Regions from separate parts of the Mus musculus genome. Here regions 2 and 3 are each linked to region 1. Evidence: chromatin loops called from intact Hi-C (ENCODE). Cell type or tissue: left cerebral cortex. All regions are shown on one strand. Links, peaks and the distances in the headings refer to the core of each region. The heading gives the core; the rest is flanking DNA.

What was found. Peaks named below come from ENCODE experiments on the same cell type or tissue, not always from the same donor. Only the 100,000 strongest peaks of a DNase experiment are listed, where the experiment ranks them.
Region 2: a loop joins it to region 1, with 7 times the contacts of the local background. A loop is called at or near these places in 2 of 42 quality-filtered maps.
Region 3: it touches region 1 in a loop (2.6-fold over the local background); 3 of 42 quality-filtered maps call a loop at or near these places.

Annotation. Positions count from the first base shown.
Region 1 is chr19:28,500,211-28,506,173 of GRCm38, reverse strand. All of the region lies in intron 4 of Glis3 (GLIS family zinc finger 3), which reads left to right. Among named protein-coding and RNA genes, the nearest start is that of Gm35866, 140 kb to the right of the region's middle. In left cerebral cortex, for the core only: no CTCF peak of the experiment used is centred there; DNase peaks (open chromatin) are centred at 3,049 and 3,381; H3K27ac peaks cover 244 bases.
Region 2 is chr19:28,378,319-28,384,281 of GRCm38, reverse strand. The region is part of intron 4 of Glis3 (GLIS family zinc finger 3); the gene reads left to right. Among named protein-coding and RNA genes, the nearest start is that of Gm35866, 17 kb to the right of the region's middle. In left cerebral cortex, for the core only: no CTCF peak of the experiment used is centred there; DNase peaks (open chromatin) are centred at 1,556, 1,717, 2,674, 3,345 and 1 more place; H3K27ac peaks cover 990 bases.
Region 3 is chr19:28,614,503-28,620,465 of GRCm38, reverse strand. The region is part of intron 2 of Glis3 (GLIS family zinc finger 3); the gene reads left to right. Among named protein-coding and RNA genes, the nearest start is that of D930032P07Rik, 61 kb to the left of the region's middle. In left cerebral cortex, for the core only: no CTCF peak of the experiment used is centred there; a DNase peak (open chromatin) is centred at 2,520.

The DNA.
Region 1 (5,963 bases), core at 487-5,486:
TACGAATAGATTTTAAACCTACACCCTGCCCTGTTTGCTCTTCTCTGAAGCAAGGCCTTTCAGACAGGCTACTTAATGGTCCAGAGAAACTGGACTTTCAGTCTGCCAGGAAATTGTTGATTATTTTCCCACGAAAGGCTGGCCTTTCAGAATCCATTTTCCATTTTGTGTTTCACCTCAGAAACTTTTTGGTCAGGCAGTCGTGGCCCTGCATGCATTTCAGATGCACATATATTCAGAGATTTCACTCAAACTATGTTTTGCTAATGTAAGTTGGGAAGTAAAAAAAAATATATTTATCCATATTCTAAATAAGAGAGAAAAAGACTGCCTCGGCATTCAGTGGAGCCACGGTAAATCTAGTTATCTTTTTTACCTATTAGTATTTTAGATTTCTTCATCAACTTGGTTTATTGGCTTCAAATAAATATAATTGTGGATTTTCCTCATTTTAAATGCTGCCATTTCTTAGGAAAACCACATCTGTTAAATGGCAGGAGATGGCTGTCAGTTTGTGGAGGCCATGGGGATGAGCTGGGATCCCTGATGGAGGGAGACGTGACCCAGTGTGAGACTCCTCCCAGATAGTCCACGGTTGGTTAGTCTGTAACGTTTTGTGGGGGTTGAGATCAAAAGGAGATAGCTTTATGCAGGGATGGTGCAGAGTTCACGATCCCTCAAATCCAGGCACAAACTGCCCAGCCCTCTCCTTTTTTCACTCAACAGGACACGTGGGGAAAGAAATCCACAACCCCACAAAAAGATGTGCATTGAAAATAAGACATTCACTTGCCGAGAACTCCCTTCATCTAGTTGATTACTAAGGATTTAATTCTAAAAGATCTTTTTGCAATTTCACCAATTTCAGTTTAATTCAATGAGAAAGGCATTCTGCATTTGTGCCATGTTAGATTCTGGTGATTTGTGCCCACAGTGGAATCTTGACCTTGGAGAACTCCCAGTACAATATGAAAGTTAGTATTACCTGTTCCCTGAGACAGTGGGGATTAGGGAAGTTTGCTTTGGTAACTCGGGAGGGAGGGGCGGACTGCTGTCCTGTATGCAGTTGGAGGCACAGCACAGAGAGTGTAGCTGAGGCTTGGCCCATTGTGAAGCTTCTTTAACAAGACCAAGGATAGAGGCAGGGTGAGTCCTGGGCTCAAAGAGCTCTGTACTCAGATAGAGAGTGGGAAATGCATGTTTGAAGGGACTGGAGAGAAGGCTCAGTGGTTAAGAGCACTGACTTCTTTTCCAAAGGTCCTGAGTTCAAATCCCAGCAACCACATGGTGGCTCACAACCATCCGTAATGAGACCTGATGCCCTCTTCTGGTGTGTCTGAAGATAGCTACAGTGTACTTACACATAATAATAAATAAAACTTTGGGCTGGAGTGAGGGGGGTCGGAGCGAGCAGAGGTCCTGAGTTCAGTTCCCAGCAACCACATGATGGCTCACAACCATCTGTACAGCTACAGTGTACTCATATACATACAACAAATAAGTAAACTTGACAAAAAAGAAAATGTATGCTTGAATAGGATCTATTCAGTGATGGATAAATGTCTAGAGATGCAGGCACACATTTAGAGACAGTAATCTTATGATCCTATAAAGGTTAGATGCCATAAAAAAGGGTGGAGGGAAGTAGATGATGTAATACAGACATAGTAGGGGCACATAGTGCAGTTGTCTCAGGGAAGGAAAGTTCTTAACGCCACGTGAAGGCTGGGACAGAGAAGCTGCCATCGTCTAGGACAGCTGCTATTTTAGCAGCTGGCCAGGGTACAGAAAGGGCTGCGTGCAGTAGAAGCAGGCAAGCCTGAGTGAGCATACGAAGGCAATGGGCAGGCTCTGAAGATGAAGACACCCTCCACCTCAGGTATTGTGGACCTGCTGAGCAGGGACAGCTGAGTTTAGACAAACGCTCTACTGCTGAAAGAGCCGGCAGTCCAGAGGAACAGAGTATTCCCAAACTGAAGCCTAGGAAGTGATACGAGAACATGACAGAGAAGTCAGCAGTTAAACTGGTCAGTTTCAAAGCCATCAGAATGCCGAAGTGATTCCAGAGTACCGGAATGACAGGAGTCAAGTGAACTTGTGAGTGTGGCCAGAACTGAACACGGGAGTGCCTCCTCCTCCGTGGCTGAGCACTTCTGTAGCTGGGTAGCTACCGTGGTGTTAGTTTGTTGACGTTAGGCTTGAGAAGTAGCCTTGATTTCTATGGAGAAAAGACTTTGGCAGGAAGTTAATGGCAGAGTGGAGTCCCAAGGAAAGTCGGGGAACACCGACTCTCACTCTTGGCTCTGAGGCAGATAGTGAAAAGAAAGAGAGTTGGTGAGACCTCTCTTCAAGTTACCTGTTTGGTGAATTCACCCCTGGGTTGCTGATTAGTGTGATGCTGAATAGGCCCCAGGAGGCAAGAGGATGCTGATAGTCTGAAGCCTGAAAGGAGGAGTCAAGGTAGGGAGATGGGAAAGCTCGGTGGAGCCACCTCCAGGGACATTCTGCCACGGAACATGGTCTGTCCCCTGCCTTCCCTAGCAAGCTGTCCTCTCATTTCTGTTGAATATAAATCCACCCCATATCATTTTCCTTGGACTTCCTCAGAACTAGGTTCCATAAAGGTTTGCATCTCTTTGCTTATAGAATGTGATGCTCCCCATCACAGATGGGCCCAGGCCTGCCTGCCTCCTCTGATGTTAACATGGGTAGGAGGAATGGAGAAGGCTTCTGTAGAGGACATGGTGCCAAGCATCACGGACCGTTGCTCTGAGTGGACAGGGATGTACCAGTTAGCAGCCACAGTCCTACCGTGGTGTTCTGTAAACAGCGTGGCTGTGCAGGAGGAAGGAGCCAGAGAGCTTGTTAGGTCACCGGCGCTCAGAGCTTGCTGTACAGCTTCGCCGTACGGCTTCTGTTGTTTATAACGTTCCGTAATGTGTGATAACAAAGAGCAGTGTATGCTAACAAAGAGCACTCTGTTACCATGAGTTATTTTAACCACCACCCTTCGATGCTCAGCCTTTTTTTCCCCTTCTTCCTCACAGCTCTGTTTCTGGCTCCCTATCTCTGTCACCCACTTCCACCTCCTCCCCAGCTGCTCCTCCTCGTCTGCTTGGGTGAAGTCCTTTCCTGTGGCTCTTTTCCTCTGCCACCGAGAACCTGCTGGAGGCTTCTGTATCAGAGCACTAGCAGTTGGCCCTACCTTTCCACCCCCCTCCCAATTTCTATTAAGGGTTCTTCAAGTTAGAGAAAAAATATCTAGGAGAGCTTGAAATTTCAGGGGAGTCTAGAAAGGTCTCTCTCTCTCTCTAGTGTGTGTATGTGATGAGCTGCTGGGTTTGGAAGACTTTGTAGTTGATTTTTCTTTCTTCTTAAACAACTTTGGATTGTTCTGTGGGTGTTTGTTCTTGTGATGATGGGGACTTTCCATATATAAGGCAAATGCTTTACTACTGGAATATGTCCCCACTCTGTCTCTCTGTCTATCTTAATGCTAATGACTAAAAGCACTCACGTTTTATTAAGCTCAACCTACTGGAGGGACCATTGTATTTTGTACGTGTACATAGTAACTGGACCCCGAACCCTGGATGTCTGGCTCAGAATGATCCTCTGTGAGCCTCGGGGGAGCCGGGAGATCTCCTGCAGCAGAAACAAATCTAGAGTGGTCAGATATGGGCACCGTCATCCCCTAGAAAGGGTTTCTCTCTGTCTCTGTCTCTCTCTGTCTGTGTGTGTGTGTGTGTGTGTGTGTGTGTGTGTGTGTGTGTGTGTGTCTGTGTGTGTGTGTGTGTGTGCGCGCGCGCGCTGTGGTTACTGCATGAATCAGCAAGTGAAATCAGACAGTGTTGATAAAACAAAATGGTGCGTGTGGCAAGATCCTGTGACCTTCACACTGACCTTGCACAAGTTCACAGGGAGTGAGTTTTATGGCTCTTTTCCCCCCTTTTAGCATTTGTTTGGGGGTGAGTTGGCTTGTAAAACACACCAGCTAATTCTCTGAGCTCCTTTTCCCTTAAACCTTGCATGTATCTTCAGTGACACAAATCATACCAAGAAAAATGAATGTAGATTTCAAAGAAAGAAATCCTGGCGTTTGTCTGTGTGGCCTTTAAAAATCGTGTGGATGCTGTCATTTCTCAGTTTCCTTACTTCAGTTGAACAACATGAACCCTAATATCTTTACCTATTTCAAACATTCATTAATACTAAGTCAAACTCAGGGCTGGACATAGGGTTTCTGAAATGATTTTAAACCCATGTTTCCTGTAGCAGCTGAAGGCATATGACAGGATTGTAGATATTAGCCTTGGTTAATAGTAGAGTATCGCTTAGTAATGTCTGCCTTGAGTGCAGCAAGGACTGCAGCAATGGCACGTTTTTGCCATTGCTGCTTAATGACATTTAGAACTACGAACATGTGTTTTACACACAGAAAACATGCATGCACACACACATGCATGCCTTGAATCAAAAGCGCATGGTTCTATCATGGTTCTATTCCTTTCTGAATGATCCATTTTCAATTAAATCAGAGTTTACTCTGAATCCTATGTCTTAAAATAATGGGCAACAGAGGAAAAGGTATATAGATAACTCAGCTTATACACAGCATTACTTGAGACCTTGGTGTTTTATAGGAAAACATAGGCATTTTGCAGAGGATGAGTTACAAATTACAGCCCATAACTCATCGGATACAGTACTGGTTCTAAAATGGGACTTTTTTTAAAAATATGACCATGGGCTTAGGAGCCAAATGAGGTGTTGTGAAACAAGAAGGAAATCATGCATATTCCATCCTCAGTCTGTTTCGAAAGTGAATACTAATATTGTTTTAATTGCTCTCAGATGTCTGACAGAATTATGCTTTGAAATAGCCAAGTGAAGAGTCAGGAGCGGCAAAAAATAGTCTTTTTGGAATGCAGGACAGGGATGGGTGATGCTAATCAGATTTCAAGGTTCATCTTGACCCACTGCCTCTCGGGACACTGATCAAAGTTCGTGAGTCCTTCTGATGCCGAGTTATTCATTAGAGTTCGCAGCACATAATTATGGACTGTCAGAGATCTCAGTTTTGTATAATAAATGAGTAGCATGCCCGCGGCTTGCTGAAGTGTTAGCTTAATAATCTCATAAGATAGGTTGTTTTCCTTCTCCCTCAAGACTTGAGCAAACTGGCGTATGTCTTGCCCACCCCACCTCAAAAAAAAAAAAAAAAGATGTAGCGTTTAGGATTTTGATTTCTTTAAACGTTTATTTCTAAGGGGAAGAAGCGCAGGTTTGCACCTCATGCCTTTGCCTTTGTTCTCCTGGCTGTGGAACTGGGGATGTAACCGATTTTGTTTTTATGCCCGAATCTTGGTAGGAACCTAGAAGTTTTCTTCCTAGCACACATGGCTGTATACAGTGAGATGTTAGTAAATCGGCACGGATAAGCCGTACCACGTTGAAACTGCTGCCTGCATGATACCCTTACTCAGGGATGCAATTATTTCCCTTGGTTTTGACAGGATGTCAACTGTGATGTGCACGGAGCACAAACATATCCTCAGACACCAGCATGTATTAGAAAAATCTTCCGGAGGAAAACTCGAGTACGCATCTGGAGCTCCCGTTCCGAGGCGTCCTCTGTCTTTGGGTTCTTGTTGATGTTTAGATTATTAGCTGATTATGCACATGAAGTAGCACTGAAGACGTGTGAATCATTCTATTTGCTGATCATAATTAACGGCAGTTTCTAGGAATATTGTGCCTTCATTTTCAAGTTGAGAGTTTAAGAGAAGAGCTATTCGTTATCAGTTATTTTGTTGGTATCTGCGGTAGAGACACTCATACATAAGAGCCCCAAGTGGGAAATCATGTAGCTTGCTGCTGTTGATTTAGAGATCCATCAGGGACAGCAAGATTGCTGGTCTACTTGGGAAAGTGTCTTTGTCACAACAGGTGTGTTGCTACCA
Region 2 (5,963 bases), core at 298-5,297, 120 kb after region 1:
CAGAAAAGTCGCCTGGTAGGGAATACTTGACCCTTGTTATATGCCTGGTAATATTTTTGGTGATTCATTTCAGAACATCCCACCTAATTATATGTAGTAACTAAAGTACAGAGTACTTGATTGAGTTCCTGCCCTAGTAGAAGAAGAACTGTGGAGGTAACAAGCAGAATTCTGCTCATATGCTACCCCCTTTTGGTGATGCTAGGCTGTATGTGTAGATGGAGGGCAGGGTCGAGTTCTTGACGTTTTGTCAAATGCAGTGCAAAGGAATGTAATTAATGCAAACGTGTTTTATATGCCCAGTAATGGATTCTTTTCATTGAAACGCAACCTTTGTAAGACGCTTCTGTTATTACTGGTTGTCAGGTGAAAATTAAATGAGCTTACTCTTAGCTTCAGATTTATCTTTCTGTCTACAAAAGGCTATGTGAGAGACTGAGGAGAGATCTATAGCATTTACTGGCGGTTTCCTAAATTAGTACCATCCATCTATGGTAAATATAATCCACCCTCTCGGTAGAGATGATGGCCGGCTAGCCCTGATACTGCCTCTTAGCTCTCTCTGTGTGTGTCTACTTGGGAAGTATATACAGCTGTCAGGAACTTCTGCCCTTCAGTGTGCTGATGTAGTTGTTTATTTAAAATGTGTCTGGCAGTCTGAAGGAACCTATGCACCCTCCCAGACTGCAGATAGCTTCCAAGTTACTGATGGGGTGTAATGTCCTGTTCATAGTGTCTTCGTGACAAATCTGTTTCAGAAGTAAAATTTCCATCTGACTTAAGGGACATAGAAGGTCTTCCCTTGCACTGTCTATGCAGGAGTTACCCTTTCTGTACTCGATGCACTGGAAAACATTGTCTGTGGTGTCCCCATGAGTCCAGAGCCCGCTCCGGCTTCACAGTAAGGTCACGTGTTTTGGTGAAGACATCCAACATGGTCTCCCCTGTATTCTTGGAGCTGAGCAGCCCAACACAGGCCTACTCTTAAGTGCCCCTACCTGTAGGTGTTAAAGTTGGGGTTGAGGAGGAAGCTGTCATACAGTTCAGTAATTAACGTTCCTCCTCATCTGATCTCGATGTGAGAGGAGAGGGACCCATGATGCAGAGAGCAGCCTTGAAGGTGAGAACTCCTCTTGGCTGAGACCCAGAACATCCTCAGCTTTCTCTGGTCACTCAGACTTCACAGGGCTACAGCATTTACGCCCATGTAGGAACAAGGAGCCCCCAGTAGCAGAGAAGTCCTGGGGGCAACAATCCTCTTACCCCCAGCATTTTCTCACTGTAAGTTCATTTATGTTTTCCTGAGCTCTATAAGGACGGACGTGCGGACATGTCAAATGAATGGAAAACCCAGTCAGACGTCGCAGAACCTGTAGAAAGAGTGCAGTTCCAGAAATGAGCAAAGGTTTGGGAAGAGCCTTTTTTTTTTTCCCTTGTGAGGTTTATTCATCCTCCATAGACACAAAAATAAGTCTTTCAAAGAACATGCATATTTGAGGCACTTGGCAGCATGCAGTCTCTGGCAACTTCTCCCTTATTTATACCACGTAATTATACTTGCCTTTATATGTGTGTCCTTTTCATTATTGAGTGGAACACGGTCTTTTGTCAAATTCCAGTTATTGATTAGCACTGGCAACTCTGAAATGTGGCTTTTTAGCCATCAATAAATCTATTTTTCCCCTTTCTGAAATTATAACAGATCTCGTTGGACATGTGGGGGAGAAAACAACTTAAAATTCACATCCAGATCTTGGCTGCCGGTTCAGGACGTTGCTACTCTCTGCGCCTTGCCAAGATTTTAGCTTTACTCCTCATTGAAAGTGCATGGCTTGGGAGGTGGGGTCGCCATTGCCTGAGAGAAAATGAAGTGACATCATTAGAATTCAGCTGCATCTGTGACTCCAAAGGCATGCCGCCTCGCCCCTCCCCCACCTTCCTAGTCTCCCCCCCCCCCCCCCCCTGTGCTGCTCCCCAGCTGTCCTGTGTTCTCCTCTCAGGAGAGAAGCAAGAAGCAAGCACAGAACCGCTCAGAGGCATGACATCAGTGGCCAACTGTCAGCTTACAGATTTGTTTGTATAAATGGGAGTAAACAGCTAAAGCCTGGGTCTTTCTCAAGCAGCCCAGACCCTGTGGCCAATTACTCACCAACAGTGTTAATTTCCATTAGAGAACTGGTAACCCTTTTAACAGGAAAGAAAATTAAGAATGCTTGGGGGAGAGTCCAGTGAAGCATGAGGGCAGACTCCCCTTCTTTACAAAAGTGACCGTTGTATTGAATCTGCCGTGTCACCAAGAGGAGAGTTGGTGCCCATTACTTTAGCCTTGGCTTCTAATATGTTTTGGAATAAAAAACTGAACACGCTTTGAGTGGTGCTGCTTTCTTCCGTGTTTATGTGAAGTGGCCTTGGGATTATAATTCATCTCTTTTTATTGGGGTAAGTTTCCTTAGTTCATATATCCTAAATGGAACCCTGGGCCTTGAAGGACTTAATGGAACTTTTTGTCATCTGGGAATGGCAGTCACCAAAGAGCTCCTTGTAGATAGGGGTCGTAATCCCCGACCCTGCTTTGTCTGCCTGTGCAGAGACTTGTGCGCAGGCTGCCTAAAACTGCCAACTCGAGCAAATGGTTGGGCAGTCTTCTCAGCATGAGTGAGCGCCCAAAGTGCGGTTTCGGAGTGGGATGCTGGTTCCTCGGAGCGACTTTCCTCCTTCCTTTTGAATGTTGGCAACCTTAACTTTGGAATATTTTTGCATTTACAATCAAGAAACTTTCAAAGAATGTTATTCTGACTGGCTTATTAAGGACTCATGATTTATGGCATGTTTAATTCCACCTGACTTCCATTGGGTGGTTGCATGGAGAGATGGTGTAATATATTCAGAGTTTGTCATAGTTGGAGAACAGCATATTTTTGTCACATATCAGGTTCAGTCCTGTATTCCAGGCGTTTATTCGTTTTACATGTTTATTTCTTCTGTAACAGCGGAATGATTGGTACATGGGCTTTGTGACCCTCGTCACTTAAGGGATACTGTTTCCACGTCTTCTGAGGGCAGAAGGCCACTATCAGCTCCACAGCAAGAGCAGAGCAGGTCCTGACGAGCCATTTACTTTCTTGAAATGCAAGAGTCTATTTAGGGTGATCCTTGTACTGCTGTCAGAGCAATGAGGGTCAGCAGTTGTGGTGACAAATTAGTTTTGACAAGCTTAATGACCCCCAAAAAGGAAAGTCTGCGGCTCTGATAGCAACTGGGGAATAATTGGTGAGCTCGGCCAAATGGGGAATGTGTTAGAATTTCCCAATTCTCTATGGCAGGCCAATTACACCATGCAGCAAAGAGGTGGAAGGTTGCCATCGCTTCTTCAGCCCTACAAAAGCATCAGCAGGCTATATTTCAATCAATTGAATTTGGTTTGGCGGGACATCGGGACACTGAAAGAAACAACTGGATCTTTCAAACTATGTTCCTATGAAAAACTTGGACAAAGAACAAAATGACAGTTCTGAGAGGCTCCAGTGGACAAGCGCTCAGCTCACTCTTGGCAGGTTTCATTGGCACACCAAGGGCTAGTTTTCCCTCATCATCCCAGGGTGGTAAATCCTACAGCCGAGTGCAGATCATTAGAGTGCGTGGTAAATAAATGATTATCAGCCGCTAACCCACCAAAACACAGTGCTTTCATGACTTTATCGTGGGCTGAGTGTCAGCATCACTGCAAGTCACATGCAATAAGCCAACGCCTGCCGCACAAAGGCTATTTCTAGTGTGTGGGTGTCAGCAGTGCAAGCATCCTCCGAGGACAGTTGAAGGAAGGATCTGCCCTCTGCTACCTTCTTAGTCTTGTGGATAGATGTAGTCATATCATATATGCTCAGTATTACTGATTTCCACATCATCTTCCCTTCATGTGGCTTTCTAGGCAGTGCTTCTCAGCCTCTCCGATGCTGTGACCCTTTAATACAGTTCCTCATGGGGTGGTAACCCCCCCCACCATAACATTATTTCATTACTACTTCATAACTGTAATTCTGCTACCACTAGGAATCATAATGTAAATATCTGATATGCAGGTTTTCTGACAAGTGACTCTCAAAGGGGTCACAACCCACAGGTTGAGAACCACTGTCCTAGTGGTTCTTATTTCAATTCCCACAAGGTCTGCGTGAGGAAGAGAGACTAGTCATGTCAGACTTGTTGGCACACTATGCAGAAAAGTTTTTTAATCTGAACATAGCACCCCCTAAAATGCAGAGGATCACCGGAAGACCCCCGGTGGGGTCTAATGCAGCAGGTGATCTTACATTCACATGTTTTTACCCTATGAAGTCAAAACACTTTTGTTCTTTTTTTTTTAGGGAAAGCAGCTATTCCATGGCTTCTGTTTGGTAAATCCCAATGTTCTTGCCTGTTGGAGTCATAAGTAAAATAGATTTGTATGATTGCAAACACTATTGTGTCTCAATGGCCAAGTTAAAAGAACTAGTAAACTACTAAAGATGGTAGAATATACAGTGTAGATTACTGGTTACCAACTTATGTTTTTGGAGGGCCAAACAGGGACTATGAGGGATTTTTCTCATGTGTTCAGACTGATACACACATTGAAATTTATAATTGTATCTGTAATAAGTTAAAACATTTCAAATCACAGGACCTGAAAACACAGTTGTGAAGCCATAGACAAATGTGTGGTTTGGAATGGAGTTGTTCATTGTATCACAGGAAGCCCATGGATAACGTTTTCTTCAGAGGGTCTCTGTAGTCTGATTTTAGTTTTATAGCTGTTTTACTACTTGTAAGCTGCAGTAACAAAATATACTAGACTGACTGGCTCCTAAACCACAGAAACCTATGTATTTCTCATGCTAAAGATTGGGGATATCAAGACCAAGCCAGCATGAGAGGGATGCTGCTGTTCAGTGCCTTCTTCCTGTTCTTCATGGAGACCCCTGTTAGGAGGGTGTTGCTTCCAATCATGACAGCAAAACTCTGCTGACCCCATAAACTTCTGAAGGTCACTGAAACTCTACCAATCAGTATAAGAATGTGAGAATGTCACATCTATTCAGAGCACAGTACAGGCCTTACTTACCCTTTGCTGGCTCACAACACAGAGGTTCATTAATACAGAGTAGGATCCAAGGCTCAGCTAGAGCCGCCTGCAGCCCAGTGCAGACCTCTGTCCCTGTAGCTCTTCACCATGGCTTACGGGGCTTTCTTGCAGCTTTCTCCTATGGTCTTGCTTTCCAGCCCTTAGACCTTGGTGATTCTTAGGTGTTATTTTTGTTGTTTTTGTTTCTTTGTTTCTTTGTGTTTTGTTTTGTTTGGCTAGCTTTCTTTTAGCACTGCCAGATAACAGAGTTTCTATTCATACTCTGACACTTACCTCCAGAGTTACCCCTTTTACGTGGTAACATCTCAGAATTGCGCAGTCATTTATTTTACTTTCCTTTACTTTATATCACTTTGTATTGAGTTCTTGGCATGCTTGCCTCCTTGTATCTAGGCTTCTTTAGGACAAGGACTCTATCCCAACTCATTAGCATTTGCTGAGATACCCACCATCCAGCCCAACTCTTGTTTGTTACGTGTTTGACCAAATGAAGCATCAGGCAAGATCTTGAACTCAAGAGAAGCCTGTTAGAAACTTTGGTGGTTTCCGAGTAGAGAAGGAGGAATGAGGGGCTTTGGGATTTCTCAGTCTTCCCCAGGTCCCAGCTCACACTGCTAGGCATCACGTGTAACCTCCCTTGAGGCTGCATGATGCCCTCCCTAATACAGGGGGCCCAAGTCATTCATAATTTTAATCAGGAAATTCTTGTGAATACATCAGATTCTATGACCTGGCATACAGTAGAGAGTTAGTAAAATGGCCCTTTCTCTTTGCCTTTTCTTCAGAATGCCTCCTTATTTACACATGGGCTGGGCACATAAACATTCACGAAGAGTCTCAA
Region 3 (5,963 bases), core at 298-5,297, 110 kb before region 1:
GGGCTACACGGTCTCAAAATATGTAAAAAAAACCCAAAACTTAAAAGGTTTTCTATATGCTTGTAACCCAGATTTTCTGAATTTTAACATTTTTTTGCTTGATTTTTGCCTTATTATTCTCCCTCTTTGTTCATGAAAAATGTCAAGTGGTTTGACCTACATGTATACGGTTTTCTCTCAATCATTTGAGGATAAGTGGTAGACATGTTGTTTCAATACTTTGAAATACTTCAGTGCACATTCCTTGTTAGAGAAGAAAGAAACCCTTTTCCACTCTTCTCTTCTTTGTGCTCTAGGATCCAGCTCAGCCCCACGTTTCTCTAGTCTCCTTTAATCAAGGACAGTGTCTCAGCGCTTTTCTCCTTGTTAGCCTTTGGTGGCCTCGCAGCACCGAGAGCACTCAGCAGTGTGCTGGTCCAGTCACTGAGTCAGTGGTTTCCCCTGCAGAGGCCCAGGCTCTGCACTGTGGGCAGATGTGCTCCAGAAACGATGGTTGTTAGTGCTCCAGACCAGGAAGCAGTGATTTGTCCCGTGTTGGTGATGTTCACCTCCATCCTTCGGTTAAGAAAGCTGGGGCCATATTTCTCCACTATAAACTTAATAAATGTTTTGTGTCTACTAACTCATAAGTGATTAATAAAATGTGAACATATAGATTATTTAATATTTAGCCATCATCAAACTTTTGCCCTCTGTCTTTTGCACTCAGTATTTTCCAATTCTGTCCTCCCTTCTAAATTTATTAGTTTTATTCCAAATTCTAACTTTGCAGGTTTTTTTTTTTTCACACTGTAATGGTACATCGCTAGCGACATTTGTTTTGTTACTGGAAAAGCTTTGCCAACCCACTGAGCCTACTTCTTAGTAAATGAGATCAAACTCAGGAGCCTTAAACTATTACATGAATGTTTGCAACTCAGTCACTTTTCTTTCACCTGTGCTGAAAGCAGGTGAAACAAAACACTAGCTACTGATCTGACATTAGTAGGCATTCTCTGCTTTAGCCATATTGCAGCAGAACACGTGGATGGATTTTTTTTTTGAAGGAAGACAAGGAGTGCCAATCAGATGAGGGAGGTAGAGAGCCTTGCCTGCCATTTGTGCAGTTGACCAGTAGCGAGTAAAGCAAGGGTGAGGACTTGCTCAGTGCACCTGCTGTCTTGGAGAGATTAGGGCCCAGGAGAGCTCACATAGCAAGGAAACAAAGAAAATGAGCAAACCAAATCGGAATAGAAGCAGAGTTCTTGCTGTCGGGGGGAAGAAGATAGTGTGGCAGACAGATGTAAAACGAGAATAAAACGCAGGGAGGTTGGAATAGAGATGGAGGTCCTCACGCAGTTCCTGTATTTTAGGGTCTCTGTGCAGGTAGATACAGGTACGATAGATACATGGGTCTGCGTGTGTGTAATGTGCATGGTAATGGTTTTAAATTATTTGCCAGGCGTCCTTCCTGAGAGAGCCAAGGAGCAGTGACACTTCTGTCACAGTGAGTATGTCTAGCACTTGTTTTCTAAATACCACTGCACATGGAAAGATCTGGTTCTCTGTAGATACGACTGATTCCAGAACTAAAGCAAACGAACCTAAAATAGCTTACAATACCAGAAAGCAAGACATCTCTCACCAAACAACAGGAACACTTTAGAAGGATCCAGGAAGCAGCTTACAAGGGACCTTGCTCCTGACCAAATTGGGGACATTTGAGCACAGGACTATTGAGCCCTGTCCCACATACTCCTCTGTAGTCATCACTGCCTTGCAGTTACTCAAGTTAACAAATCCCACCATAATCCACAAAAATCCCAACCACATGATGCTAGAGAGAACTTGAAATGTGTTCGGGTCTCTGTGCTGTATCGGATGGTTCCTCCGATGGTTCCTTCCATGCATGCGGAGTTCCCCTGGTCAGCCGTGGCTTAAGTCATGGCAAGTGTATTGAGGATGGGTAGGCAGAAGCGTGATGGATTCTGGAGATACCTTCATAGTTTGCTAACTGACAGAATGAGGATAGAAGGGAGGAATTATTCACCTGTGTGGTGACATTTGGCTTTTTGACTGGAGTCACCGGGGGAGATGGTGAGCACGGCAGAGAGCATGTTAGACATAGAGGCCAGGAGTCCGTGCTTGTCACACTGTGCCACCTCTGTCACATCGGCGTCAACGTTAATCTTAAAGCAGATAGACAGGAGGAAGGAAAGCCTGTTTTGATGAGCCTTTTAACTCCACAGGATCCATCGTTAGACCTTCCTGCTTGTAAGTCTCACCCCACAAGTTCTACAGAGGCCACCATTGCCTGTTGGTTGTATATTAAATACCACTTTATGCTGCTGCGGAATTGAATCCCACAGAAATCTCTGCTCATTTAAAGTTTCCTTGAGTTATGGTTTTTGAATGTCAACAGAAAGTGACTAGAAAACGAGGTGTCGCTTTTGTACAAGAGTTAGTTGCTAAGGGACCAGATCCAGGACCCTGGCCCGGGGCCTGTGACTACTATACAGACACTTCCTACTCTTTCCTTTTTGGAGCTTAGCACTTTCAGACAGACACAGAAGGCTTGCTTTCCAAAGGAACAATCGTGGGGAGCTGAGAGTGCAGTAGGTAGCTTTCTTTTGATCCAAAGCACATCTCATAGTCTGTTTCTATAGACGTGATACTCTCAGACACGTGGGCTGTTCCTGCACCACACACTGTATATTAGTGCAGAGTCATGGAGGTTTTCAGTCTTAGAAATCTCTCTGCCAATTCTGCCCCTCTTTCTTAGGAATCGCTTGCCTGTCTATAGTTCCAGTGAGAGGACAAGTACTGGAAATAGTAATGCAAAGAAGGCTATTCTTTGTGTGTGTGTGTGTGTGTGTGTGTGTGTGTGTGTGTGTACACAAGAGTAGAAGTCACAGTTCACTCATGCAAGTAGGCTCTCTAGCCATCAAGTCTAGGTCTCTGGCTCCCCAATGTTGGGATTCCAGGCACACTTTACTGTGCCCTGCTTTTTGTCTTGTGTCCGGGGAATCCAACTCGGGTCCTCACGCTTGCTTAGCAAGCACTTTACCAATGGAAATGTCTTCCTGGTCCTGCGCACTCTTTTTCTAAAGGTCTCCGTGCTTTGTGACTGGTGGCCCGTGGAGAGGTCTGAGGTCTGAACCCGGTGAAAGAGCTCACACTATGCTGGGTTCTTTGGCAACCATGCCTTTTAAAGCATGAAAGTCTGCTTTGGCTGTTAGGATTTGAGGTTCACCAGTGTTATATCCATAAACTTGTCGTGCTGGTTCCCCACTTCATGCTTGCAGTCCACGTTGAATAATTCTGTATCGGTGGGGGAGATCACACAATGGGCTTATAAAAGCACACCGGTCTTGACGCTGGCAGTGTGACCCCCGTCCTTTGTTCATTTTGCCTCGCGCATGCTGCACACCCACAGCTCCTGGCCCCCTTTCTCTTTGAATTCTCACTCGTTAACTCACCGAGGTCTTCGTTCTCCCATGGCATTGTGTGAATCAGATAGATTCCAATTTACTGTTCAAGAGGGAAGGGATTTTGACTTTTAATCTAATGTATGTGACATTCTTACTCTGCTTCATTTCTCTCTGTGGTGACAGTCCCCTCCTTGCCAGAGACTGACTGTTAACAGAACCATAGCTATGGTAAGAAAACCTTACCAGGGAGATGCAGGGGAGTTTGGAAACGTGAATCCTGGGCTGCTTTAGACTTTGAGTGAATTGAGCTGGAAAGCACAGGAACATTGGACCAAGGCTGAAAACAAAGATCTACCTGCTCTGCATCTCTGTTGGTTGCTGTTGAACCTTGGCTCTCTCAACCTGCTTTTTAGAACCAGGGCCCTGGGTCTGAAAGTCCAATGAATTGGCCAATTCAATCCATATTGTCTTCTTGCATGGTAGTAATTTAGAACTAAGGAGGGAAAAGTGCCCTGGCATGTCTATTTAAGAAGCAAAACTCAAAGCTTAAAAATTTCTCTTCTGAGCATATGTAATAAATTTATGTGAATATGATTTTCTCAAACATTAGCAAGACCACAGTGGGATGTTGCACCAAGGAACACGGAGCCCAGCATCAGAGTGGCAGTTAGATTTGAATTAAGAGTTTCATTAGAACCATTTGATTTTTGGATCCCTGTGTGTCTGGCTTTATATTGCTGAGCCATTTCTGAAAAGGATTTAGGAAGAAAAAACAAAACAAAACACTGAGTTTGCCTTTCTTTTAAAGAAAGGCAAATGCCAACATGGTATTGTCATAGTACCAAAGGAGACAGACACCGAGTTGGAACATGACTTTGTAGTAACATGGAGTTAGGAGGAAACTTTGAAGTGGTTACATCAGACAGACATGTTTTCATAGTCTGTAGCTTTCAGCGGGGCTTGGGAATGGAAGCTGCTGATGGGAACACTCATTGCATAGAAACAAAATCATAGAAAGATGGTTTTGTGGCATGGACCCAGGACGTGGCATTATTATGAAGCTTCAGGGTTTTCGATGCTTAGAAAATGAAACAGAGCCTTGGGAAATCCAGGGATCTTTTCTTAATGAATCTTTTAGTAAGGCCCACGGGGCTTCTTTGTCCACCTTAAATGATAGGCCCAGATCTTTCCTCCACAGAACAAAGGAAGAGGTTTCCCTCTCCAATGGAAAGTCTCTCTGTGTGTAAACATCTCTCTCTCCCTCTCTTTCCCTCCCTCCCTCCCTCCCTCCCTCCCTCCGTCCCTCCCTCCCTCCCTCCCTCCCTTCCCTCCCTCCCTCCCTCCCTTCCCTCCCTTCCCTCCCTTCCCTCCTTCCCTCCCCCTCCCCCCTTTCTCCCCTCCCTCTCAGTGGAGCTACTGTGTATGGACGCTTCTGATAGCACCTGGACACTCAAAGGTGGGGAAGGATGACTTTCATGGAGATGACTTTCTTGCTTAGACATCTTTCTTCCCCAGAAGGGAGCCAGTGGTGATCTTGAGGGAGTTTTGTCCTTTTCTGCTTGAAAAAGCATTTTCACCTTCTCTTTTCTTGGCTTACCTCTACACGGAGAGCCATCATTTTTAGCTTGATGACCACACGTTTTTTCAAAGTGGAGGGTGCTATCTCATTTTCCTGTACTGACATAGCCAAGTAAGGTAGGTAAATGATTTTCAAGTTCAAGTGAACCTGTCATCTAATATCCCCCCCCCCTAGATAAATGGTTAGTAGTTGTTACAAGCTACTGAGTAGCTTTGCAAAGTTAAGATTGTTGTTATTTTTTTCCTAGTTTACAAAATGAACTTGATATTCTAACACATTTCCCAACTGCACAATTTGTAATCTCAATGGTGTTCGGAGCCATGGTAACTAGGGAAAAATGCATTTTAGTCAAGAGGCAAAATTATTAAATAACCTTGGTCTTAGAAAATAATGCAGCAGCCTTGGAGATTTCATGACCAGGGGTAAAAGGACATTGCTGAAGCTAAGCAAAAGAGAAGGCACATGTACCCTTTTTGGCATTTTACATGGGTTCTCTAGCTTCTTCTGGGGCAGGAGGGGCTCATGGACCTCGGAAAAAAAGCGTTGTTTTTTTCTTCCAGGGGTGCCTAGTACCAGCTCACAGGGTACGCTCAGCAAATAAGGGGGGAATTGAATCGCACGGCCATAGAGTCATGGTACAAGTGGAGATTTTGATTGGCTGCTGGGTTCTGACACATGTTGTGACACTTAAAGTAATTCAGAAGACGATCTTCTCAGACCATGCTCGCGTGAATTCTCTGCCTGCTGGGGTTAACCATTTGACACATTAATAGCTCCGAAACAGAATATGGGTCAATTTGGCCGCTGCATCCTTTCCACAAAAATGTGTACTTGAAAGCTTTTGTGGCAGGATCATCAGAGAGCAGAATTTATTTTCTGAGCAATTATCCTGCTTTCTGTTAAAGCTTGTTCCATTAACTCTCACCGTGAGTTCCGTTTGATATGAGAGAGAATATAGCGCAAGCCGGGCAGGA